Linked DNA regions of Homo sapiens: region 2 is linked to region 1. The links are chromatin loops, found by intact Hi-C in ENCODE. Cell type or tissue: B cell. All regions are shown on one strand. Each heading gives the region's core, and the rest is flanking DNA. Links, peaks and the distances in the headings are about the cores only. Region 1 overlaps CDC42SE2 (CDC42 small effector 2). Region 2 has its middle 56 kb from the start of HINT1.

Region 1 (5,385 bases), core at 176-5,175:
CTTTGAAATTAACCTGCTTCTCGCCTCCTTGGATATACTCCAAATTGTTTAGTTCATTATCTTTAATAATTATGATGTAATTATGTAAAAAGTTATGGGAAGAGACATTTTGCCTAATGTCCCCTCCACACTAACATAGCAGTTCATTTGGGTCTCTAGTCCTTCACCTTATGCAGAATAAAAGTTAATATTTTAAGGATGCAAGGATTATTCAGATGGTTGACGGTCTTAACAAAGTTTCCTATAAAGAATTTGTTTCCAGGAAACACGGTGACTCTGCTAACGACAACTGTTAATACGTATCAGAGCAGAGTGCACCATTTCCTGTTTTTCTTTGCGGAGGTCTGACTCTGGAATTCCCCTTGTTTGCCCATGACTATTCTTTTTTTTTCTTTTGAAACAGAGTCTCACTCTGGCACCCAGGCTGGAGTGCAGTGGTGTGATCTCGGCTCACTGCAACCTCTCCCCGCCAACCCCCCACCCCAGGTTCAAGTGATTCTTCTGCCTCAGCCTCTCAAGTAGCTGGGATTACAGGTGCCTGCCACCATGCCCAGCTAATTTTTTTTTCTTAAAGAAAATATTTAATTTTCCATAGTTATTGGGGCTACAGGTGGTGTTTGGTTACATGAGTAAGTTCTTTAGTGGTGATTTGTGGATTTTGGTGTACTCATCACCCGAGCAGTGTACACTGCACCATATTTGTAGTCTTTTATAAAACCCTTGCCCCCCTCCCACTCTTCCAGAGCCCCAAGTCCATTTGATCATTCTTATGGCCTAATTTTTGTATTTTTAGTGGAGACAGGGTTTCGCCATGTTGGCCAGGCTGGTCTTGAACTCCTGACCTCAAGTGATCCACCTGCCTCAGCCTCCTGAAGTGCTGGGATTATAGGCATGAGTCACCATGCCCAGCCACCCGTGACTATTATACAGTACCCCAAACAAGTGTGCCATTCTTTAAATGTCCACATTGTGCCTTAAAATACTGCATTTTTATAGTTTAGAATATTTATTTATATTTAAATCCAGGTTTTTGATAGAGTGTTGTAGGAAAGAGTGTAAAGAACACTTCCACCTGTGTCTAGATCCACCTTTCCTGCCTTCTCAGGAACCTTGTAAGGTTGACAATCCATTTTCTTTTTCCTTCTTTTTCTGTACCTCTTTTACTGGATCTTTCCCATTAGAAATTGAGCATAATGAATTCTCTGCCATCTTACAGGGGAAAAATTCAATCTGTTCTCATCTCCTTTTCTCCTTTCAGCCACTGACCTGTCTTCTTCCTGTCCAGAAGGCCAGACTTTTCTCCAGAGTTGTCTCTGTTCTCTTTCTCCATTTTCCACTTCTTAGACCCACCTCAGTCCCCTGCAGCGTGTCTTCTCCTCCTATTACTCCACTGACATAGCACTCACTAAGGTGCCCATTGACTTGATATTGCTGAATCCATTGCACGTATTTGTCTTTAATTGACCTCTCACCACCTTTCAGCTCTGCTCCCTCTTGACACTTGTACACACTGCTGATTTTCCTACTGACTTTCAGGCTGTTTCTTTTTGGCCTTCTTTGATGGCTTCTTCTCTGCCCAACCACAGAAATTTAGTTTGTCTAGGAAATCTCATTAACTTGGCTTTGTTAATGCTGGTGATTCTCAGTCTCTTATCTCCAGTTTGGATTCTCTCAGAACCCAGTGAATTGCACACTCTCTGCTGAAATCTGAAGTCTGTGCATATTTCTTAACTCCTCCCTCTCACTGTTACCAAATCCAGCCTGCAACCAAGTGCTGTTTTTTTTTGTTTTTTTTTTTGTTTTTTTGAGAGAAGTCTCGCTCTTGTCCCCCAGGCCTGAGTGCAATGGCTCGATCTCGGCTCACTGCAACCTCCGCCTCCTGGGTTCAAACGATTCTCCTGTCTCTGCCTCCCAAGTAGCTGGGATTAAGGCACCTGCTACCACGCCTGGCTAATTTTTGTATTTTTGGTAGAGACGGGGTTTCACTGTGTTGGCCAGGCTGGTCTCGAACTCTTGACCTCAGGTGATCCACCCGCCTCGGCCTCCCAAAGTGCTGGGATTACAGGCGTGAGCCACCACATCCGGCCCAAATGCTGTTGATTTTATCCACTGACTACTTCTTGAATCTATCCACTTCTATCTGTGTTATTAGTTGAATCCACATAATCCCTTTTCACCAACATTAATAACTTATTTTGACCTCTTCTAACATGTTTTCCACCTATAGCTATTGTGGAATAGTCTTCTCAAGCTATTTAATCATGTTATTCCTCTGCTTTAAAACACTTTCAATTATTTCCCATTGTTCTTGGGAGGATCACACACTTCAGTCCTTTACAAACTCTATGTGATCTGGTTCTTGCTTATCTTACTATTTTCATCTTAGGTGTTTACCTTTACTATGCTCGCACAACACAGTTGCTCCTTTCAGTTTCTGGACAGCTGAGTTCCCTCAGCCTTGGGGAGCGAAGGACTGAAAGCTTCTTTCATATCTCACAAACTGTTAGATTAGATGCCATGAAGAAACCTTCCAATACTAAGGTGTGACTCCCAGCTCAGTATAGTTCAAGCTGAAAAATACTCACTATTATTTTCACATTCATATATATTAGTTATCTAATAACACAGTATGATAGAAGTAAGCTGAAGTCTTCCCATCCTTTGCTTTTCAGTGTCAGAGTAGCTTCTTGGGAACTAGTTTTGTTATCAGCTTTTGAATATTCTCAGTAATCATGTTTGCTGAATTATTGTTTGTGAGTATGTGTTAATACCCTTCTTTCACAAGCATATCTATTCATTCTTTTTGGGTGAGATGGGTGGTGGCCTGAGCACACTATGGTTTCTGTTCTCCCCCAACACAGTCCTGCAGTAACTCAACAGAATAAATCACTTAATATGGAGGTATAGACCAAGTGGAGCCTTTTGGCAAGCTCTAAACACACCCTTCTGGAGGAAATGATGCAGAATGAGAACTGTTAGGAGTTGCTTCTGCAGGTTCACAGGACAAGGGTTGATCAAGACTCCTCCTAGTGGTCTGGAAGTAGGTACCAGGAAGTATTCTCTGGTACCACCTCCTCCCCTGCTTGAGAGAGCCAAGTGGCTCTCTCTGCATATCAGAAGCAGTTATCTTGACATGTTTACTGCAAACGCCTGGGGAAGAGTCTGGTGTCCTGCAGATGCCACTGTCCTGTGGAACTGTGACAAGAACCTAGAAGCTTCCCTCTCTACCTGTCAGTTAAGTGGCTCACTGGGGAAGAAATCCCAATAATTTGTCCTGCCCACATGCTGAGAAAATTCGTATCCTGTGATGGTAAAGATTACATTTCTGGACCTGCCCAAATAGCTTCCTAATAAGGAAATTTAGTGGAAATGTAATAATATATTATTAAGAAGAGAAAAAGGCACAAAACTGTTAACATCTTTTTTCCCTACTTTATTCCTAAAAAAGATAAGTTAGCATTGTTTAAGGCTAATTCATAGAATTATGCTTTATCATTCCAAACAAAAATAGTATGAAGAGAAGTATGTTGAATGGGGTGGTTGGAAATAGACAAACTGAGTCTGTGAAAAAGATGGGGAACAGAGGAAAAGACCAGTGCATTGCTGGCATGCAGCACTCCAGATCAAAGGATGGTTGTGGGTGTCAAGTCTGCCATTAGGGGCAGGGAGTCTTTGTATGAGGCACCTCTAAGATCATCAGAGGGAGCAGTATGCGAGAAAAAGATAGCAGGAAACCAGTGCATTGTGCTAGGAAATAGAAAAATTAAAACACATAGACAAAAGCCTCTTTTGACTTTATGATACCATTTTAACCTGCAAGTTTTATGATTCTGTGGAACAGGGCCCCAAAAGACAGACAGTTTCTTACCAACTTTCAAAAAAAGGCTTGAAGTAAAACTAAAGTTGTTCAAATAAAGAAATGAGAGTTCTTTGTTCCCTAGTGTTATAGACTTATAATTTATATAGTTAAGTGTTTTTAGGGAAAAGAGTGAAAAACTATAATAATACAACTTTTTCAGAGATTAAAAAATGTTGCAATGACATGTCATAACAGCCTCTGAAAAATAACCATAATGGAAAAAATGAAATTATGTGGCTACTACTGAAAAAATCTAGAGCTGGGGTCAGCAGACTACTACTTTTACAGGCTAAATCTAGCCTGTCACCTGTTTTTGTAAATAAATTTTTACCATAACACAGCTATACTCATTTAATTTCATGTGCTCTGCAGCTGCTTTCATGCTACAATAGCAGAGTTGAGTCAAAGCTACAGTGGAGATTGTATTTGGCCTGCAAGGTTATAATATTTACTATCTAGCTTGGACCTCTGAAGAGGATAAAGCAGAGTTACTTTTCAATGCAGTGAAATTATAAAGAGAAATAAAGGATGAAAATATAAGAAACTTGGAAGATTATAGACACACACATGTTCAAATGTCCACATAGGCAGGAACTCCAGAAATAGCAAAATGAACACATGGAGCAATTATCAAGGAACTAACAGAATAAAACTTTTCTAAGATACAGAAAACCTGTGTTCAGATAACCGTGTGCCACGCAGAATTACTGGAAGGAAAACCCAACAAACTTGGAGATGGTCTAATGTCATTGCTGAATTCTAAGGATGAATAACATAAATATTTCAAAGGAAAAGCGTCAGGGTTTTTTGTGGTTGTTGTTTCTATCTATGACAATATAAACGAGAGGACAGTAAAACAATGTATATGGACTTCTAAAATATATGCATGGGCTCGCCACTTTTGTGGTTTTGTAGAAAGTCATGTTTTCACCCTGAGGAGCTGTCATATGGGACTCTCGTGATAAAATTTTAGGGTTTATCAGGATCATGCCAGCGTTTCAGTAGATAAGGACATAAAAGTGTTATGTTCAAAGGCAGCTAATCCAGCAAGTTTGTAACTCTGCTTGGTTTTGAGGGAAGCTGCAATTTCAGGAGAAGTATACTATTGACAGTAAACTGGGATAAGCAGAGCCCCATAGTAGGACACTAACCCAACGTGGCCAGTGGTCTCTCCCAATAACATTATCATATCTAAGGGATCATGGAAAACAGGACAGATCTAAGATAATCTTCATATCTGGAAAACTCTTAGATAATCAGTGAAACACAGCAGTACAGTCAGGAAATATCTCTAAGGGGTAGATGAGCATATTGGTCAGAACAGGGACACCAGCTGGTGGCTAAAGTTACTGGAAAATGGGGCTCAGCACCCCATGAGAAGTGCTTTTCAAAAATTAGGAAGAGTCAGCCAGGCGTAGTGGTGCGTGCCTGTAATCCCAGCTACTTGGGAGCTGAGGTGCGAGGATTGCTTGAGCCCAGTTAAAAGACCAGCCTGGGTAACATAGCAAGACTCCATCTCAAAAAAA
Region 2 (5,385 bases), core at 89-5,088, 270 kb before region 1:
GCTCAATTCAGTCATTCCACAAATTATACATATTTCAAAACAACATGTTGTGCATGATAAATATATACAATTTTTTGTCAGTTAAAATCTTTTAAACAAAAAAATCAACTGGAATTGCACAATATTAAACGTAATAATATCTTTGAACTGGAAATGCCTTTAGAGATCTAAGTAGCACCTTTCAAAGACGAATATGGAAATAATGCCTGGCTAGATTAGAAGACAGAGAGTCTAGGGGTGAGAAGCTAAGTGACAGATGATAAGGGTTTAAACTTAGAGTGATGACTTCAGAAGTCAAGAGGAAGAGTCTAATATGGGAGATGTTATGAAGTACGAACTGACAGACTGATCACGATGTAAAAGGAAGAGAGAGGAATCTACAGTAACATCAGTTTCAACCCTTGGTGAACACAGCGATGATAGTACTCACCATTTTAAAAAAAAAAAAAGTCTTTTTGTGAGTAGGGGTGTAATGATGACAGTTTATGGTCAAGTTCAGCTGAGGTGAACAGAGGATCCAAGTGCATTTCCACCAAGTGGTTGGAGATTTATGACTAGGATTCAGAAGTGTTCAAAGCTAAGGATGTGGATTTGGAAGTCATTTGTATAGAGGAAGTTTCTGCCAATATTGAAACTATGGTCCTACAACAGCTTCTGGCTTCTGAGAAGTCACAGATATTGTGTCTCTTTTATGTGGACACACAAGAAAATCATGCCCTATGTTTTTGTTATCCCAAGAGAGAGAAGAGTAGGCTGAGCATACTCCACAACTAGTATTTTTCATCAAAGAACACAATAAATATAATAAAGTCGATCTGTGTAATGTAAAACAATAAGGACTTCTTCTTATTTGTCTTTGCATTTCCCATGGCTTGCACATAGTAATTGGTTCCCAAAATACTTGTTGATTGAATTCAGATGAAAGCTAGCTTTTAAGATAATTAACATAACTAAAATAGTTATTGAGAACAGTTTACAATGCTCAGTTTTTATCCTATGTAAGTACTGTTGGGAAATAGTAGAAAGCCCAAAGAAACTGGAAAAGGTTGGGTTGTGTATTTCTCAAAATGGAAGGAAAAAGATGAAAATTCTTCCTTTTGTACCCTAATTAATCATTAGCAAAAATTTTGAAACCAAAATATCAACTTTTAATCATTATCATCATTGTTAATCTTCCCAAGCAGTACTTAGATTTGTGCCATAAAATTTAACATCTGCTTATATATTCTTTTCTTTATCCTCAAAATTATAGAAACAAAATTTTAGAACTGGAAAAACCTCACTGCATGATAAAAATTTAGGATGCTAATAGTTGTTCAACATCCGGTATATCTTAGCTCCTGGCCTGAAACTGCACATTTGTGAAGTCTATATTCCTTGCTTGTTTGAAATCTTCCAGGTTAGCAGAATGTTCAGTACATGGTTTTACTGAAGCCTCAAACTCCTGGGCTCAAGCAGTCCTCCCACCTCAGCCTCCTGAATAGCTGAGACTACAGGCACATGCCACCATGCCAGACTATTTTATTTTTTATTTTTTGTAGGGACAGGGGTCTTTCCATATTGCCCAGGCTGATCTCAAACTCCTGCTCTCAAGCAATCATCCCACCTCAGCCCCCAAAAGCACCAGGATTACAGGCATGGGCCACCACACCTAGCCCAATACAATGATATTTAACAAGCACTTTTTGATTTGTACACAGGTCTGCCAAGCAAGAATTTTATTTTATTTTATTTTATTTTATTTTTATTTTTAGACAGAGTCTCACTCTGTCACCCAGGCTGAAATGCAGTGGCACCGTCTTGGCTCATTGTAACCTCCACCTCTCAAGTTCAAACAATTCTCATGCCTCAGCCTCCCCAGTAGCTGGGATTACAGGTGCGCGACCACGCCAACCTAACTTTTGTATTTTTAATAAAGATAGCATTTCACCATGTTGGCCAGGCAAAAGTGATCTGCCTGCCTTGGTCTCCCAAAGTGATGGCATTACAGGTGTGAGCCACCATGCCTGGCCTGCCAAGCAAGACTTTAAACATACAAATGCCTTCCCTCAAAAAACAAAAAAACAAAAACTATATCTTGCTCAAATTAAGAGCTACAAAGCTTTTTTTGACATTAATCAAGTGATAGAAAAATAATGGTGTCAGTGAAGGTCCTAGGCTTTATGGAATAAGGTAGCAAGGTAAATGCTATCTTTTTTTTTTTTATGAGACGGAGTCTCGCTCTGTCGCCCAGGCTGGAGTGCAGTGGTGCAGTCTTGGCTCACTGCAACCTCCGCCACCCGGGTTCAAGCAATTCTCCTGCCTAAGCCTCCCAAGTAGCTGGGACTACAGGCGCGCACTACCACACCTGGCTAATTTTTGTATTTTTAGTAGAGATGGGGTTTCACCATGTTGGCTAGGATGGTCTCGATCTCCTAACCTCGTGATTTGCCCGCCTCTGCCTCCCAAAGTGCTGGGATTACAGGCGTGAGCCACCACACCTGGCCGTAAATGTTATCTTTCAAATAAAGCAAATAGTAAGTGAGTAAGCTTAAAACTAGTCATTTGGGCATTTTGCCCACGTATCCTCATTTATTATACATATTTTTGCATTTTTTTAGTTTACCAGTGTCCTCCCAGAGACCTACCTATAGATTAGTCTAGAAGTCAGACTATAGGGGTAGTTTCAACAAGATGTCTTGATCCCTGTGTAAGGGACATGTGTAAACCTTGTATACATCTCTTTGTAATTTCACTTCTACATTTAAGGAGTGAACAGACCAGCATCAGCATCAAGTTCCTGGTTTCCCAGAAGGATACTTCTGAGTCACAACAGCAAAACCAGCAGTTGTCCCAAGCACAAGGCTAGGATTCTCTCACCTTCCTCAGAGGAATCCATCAGACAAAATGAAAGGCAGTTATATAAACATTCAGAGTAAACATTCAATTGTCCTTCTGATTATGTTGAACACACACACACATACACACATGCACACACAAAGTGGTCAGAGGGCATGGAAGCTTTTCAGGAAAGACTTGTAAATTTAACAAGCACAACTTCAAACAAAGCGTTTCATATTAGACTGCAGAATCCAGTGAAGAATCTGCAGGATTAGTGTTAATTTAATAAATAGTGCTGCTCTGCCCCTCTGTGGGAATACTGAGAAGTGCATGAGAAGATGCACAGAATTCAGAATCAACTAATACAGATACCATTAGTTAGAGAAAGAGGCTAAGTACAAATAAAATCCAGAGGCTTCTCTTCTAATACGAAATCCATGCCAAATATTTATATTTTCTGAGTATAGTGTCACTAGATGCAAAACGATAAGATATAAATGACTTGGAACGTGATTTGCAAATGTCAGTTTTAAATTCATCTACTTTTAAAGTTGAATTCAATGTATCTATATACTTATTTTCTATTTCTTCCACGTGAAATGTCACTCGGTGGTGTATAAAACATGGTTACAAGTTTAAAAGTGAAACACAGGGATAACAGTGATAATTAACATTGATTGAGTGATTGCTATATATCAGGCACCAGGCAAATATTAATTCTTTTAATCTTCATACACAACACTCTGAGGGAGACAGGAAACCTCATGGTATACAGGACACCTCAAAGACCTTTAGGTAAATACATAAGCCCAAGACCACTTCTCAAGTGAGAGTCAGAATCCAAGTCCAAGTATCCTACCTCCCAGTGCAGCATTTATTTCACTTACACAAAGATGTTTGGTTCACAGCCCTGAAGAGAAACCATTTACCAGACTAACCTTGATTAAGAAATGTCTATCAAAACTGAATAAACAGAAAGTATTGCAACTGCATCTGACAATTACATGTTTTCTTCCTACTGTTTTTAATATTGAAAGAAAAAGATGCTGACAAAATTATGAAAAAAAAGCATGACAATTATTTATTCCATTATATATTAAGCAGGCTCACTTTAAAATAAGTTGATTAGCATTAAAGTCTTATCTGAAGGCCCACAATGAACTTGAAATGATTCTACTTTCCCGAAGTTTATATATTTTCCCCCATGATCAAACATAATTAAATCCTGTTTCTAAAATCTAGACATCCATATGAGAGTTCCCAAGGAGTTCCTATGGCTTGGTCTTCACAAGGCATCTACTTTCTGCCTGGTTCCTATTTGTTTGCTTATTTATTTGTTTTTGGATTTTGTTTTGTTTAGTTTTTTTTTTTTGCTTTGGTTTTTGTTTTGTCTAGTGTTTTTGTTTTTGTTTGGTTTTGTTTCTTTTGTCACTATGGAGCTATAACACCAACCATCATTTAGATTTGTAACCTTCAATCTTGTGAAAACGTTTTGAAAACTCCAGGCTAAATTTTTATTTCTTCAGTAAGCTCCTGGAAATCAAGATACTTTATATTTTCAAAAATAAAATTCCTACCCCCAAACTGACTGTGCTCATGGCAGTTTACAACTACTACCAGGAATGAACAAATAAAAGGACTAGGATCAAGTTAACACCGACTTGATAGAACACAGTTTCAAACTTACAAGTGGGTTACAAAAAGTTAATTGGCAAGTCAAATGAATGGAAATTGTGATGGGTTTTCCCATTCATTTACTTATTTTTTTTCTATTTACATTATGGCTTACAAAATAATAAATAATTTTTTTTTTGAGACAGAGTTTTGCTGTTGTTGCCAGGCTGGAGTGCAATGGCACAATCTGGGCTCACCACAACCTCCACCTCCCAGCTTCAAGCGGTTCTCCTGCCTCAGCCTCCCTAGTAGCTGAGATTACAGGCATGTGCCACCATGCCCGGCTAATTTTGTATTTTTAGTACAGACAGGATTTCTCCATGTTGGTGAGGTTGGTCTCAAACTCCCAACCCCAGGTGATCCGCCCGCCTCGGCATCCCAAAGTGCTGGGATTACAGGCATCAGCCACCACGCCCAGCAATAATAAATAAATTTGCAAAAGCTTTTTTTTTTTCTTTCCCATACTGGGTCTTACTCTGTTACCCATGCTGGAGTGCAGTGGCAGGATCTCGACCCACTGCAGCCTCAACCACCTGTGCTCAAGCAATCCTCTCGCCTCAGCCTCCCGAGTAGAGATTGCAGGCACCTGCCACCACGCCCAGCTAATTTTTGTATTTTTAGCAGAGACGAGATTTCGCCATATTTGCCAGGTTGCTCTCGAACTCCTGACCTCAAGTGACCCACACGCCTCAGCCTCCCAGAGTGCTGGGATTACGGGAGCCACCGCGTCTGGCTAATTTTTTATTTTTTTTTTGGAGATGGGTTCTCATTATGTTGCCCAGGCTGGTCTCCAACCCCTTGGCCTCAAGCGATCCACCCACCTCGGCTTCCCAAAGTGCTAAGATTACAGGCCTGACCACCGCGCCCCGCTGGGTTTTCGCATTTAAAAGC

Evidence for each region. Hi-C counts contacts between places; a loop is a spot of excess contacts. Peaks named below come from ENCODE experiments on the same cell type or tissue, not always from the same donor. Only the 100,000 strongest peaks of a DNase experiment are listed, where the experiment ranks them.
Region 2: it touches region 1 in a loop (4-fold over the local background); 6 of 110 quality-filtered maps call a loop at or near these places.

The regions. Positions count from the first base shown.
Region 1 is chr5:131,379,536-131,384,920 of GRCh38, forward strand. All of the region lies in intron 3 of CDC42SE2 (CDC42 small effector 2), which reads left to right. Among named protein-coding and RNA genes, the nearest start is that of CDC42SE2, 120 kb to the left of the region's middle. RefSeq lists enhancers at 249-478, 529-578. In B cell, for the core only: a CTCF peak has its summit at 3,018; DNase peaks (open chromatin) are centred at 336, 1,490, 2,386 and 2,986; H3K4me3 peaks cover 2,412 bases; H3K27ac peaks cover 4,775 bases.
Region 2 is chr5:131,107,043-131,112,427 of GRCh38, forward strand. No RefSeq gene overlaps it. Among named protein-coding and RNA genes, the nearest start is that of HINT1, 56 kb to the right of the region's middle. RefSeq lists an enhancer at 4,951-5,385. In B cell, for the core only: CTCF peaks have their summits at 3,134 and 3,339; a DNase peak (open chromatin) is centred at 3,119.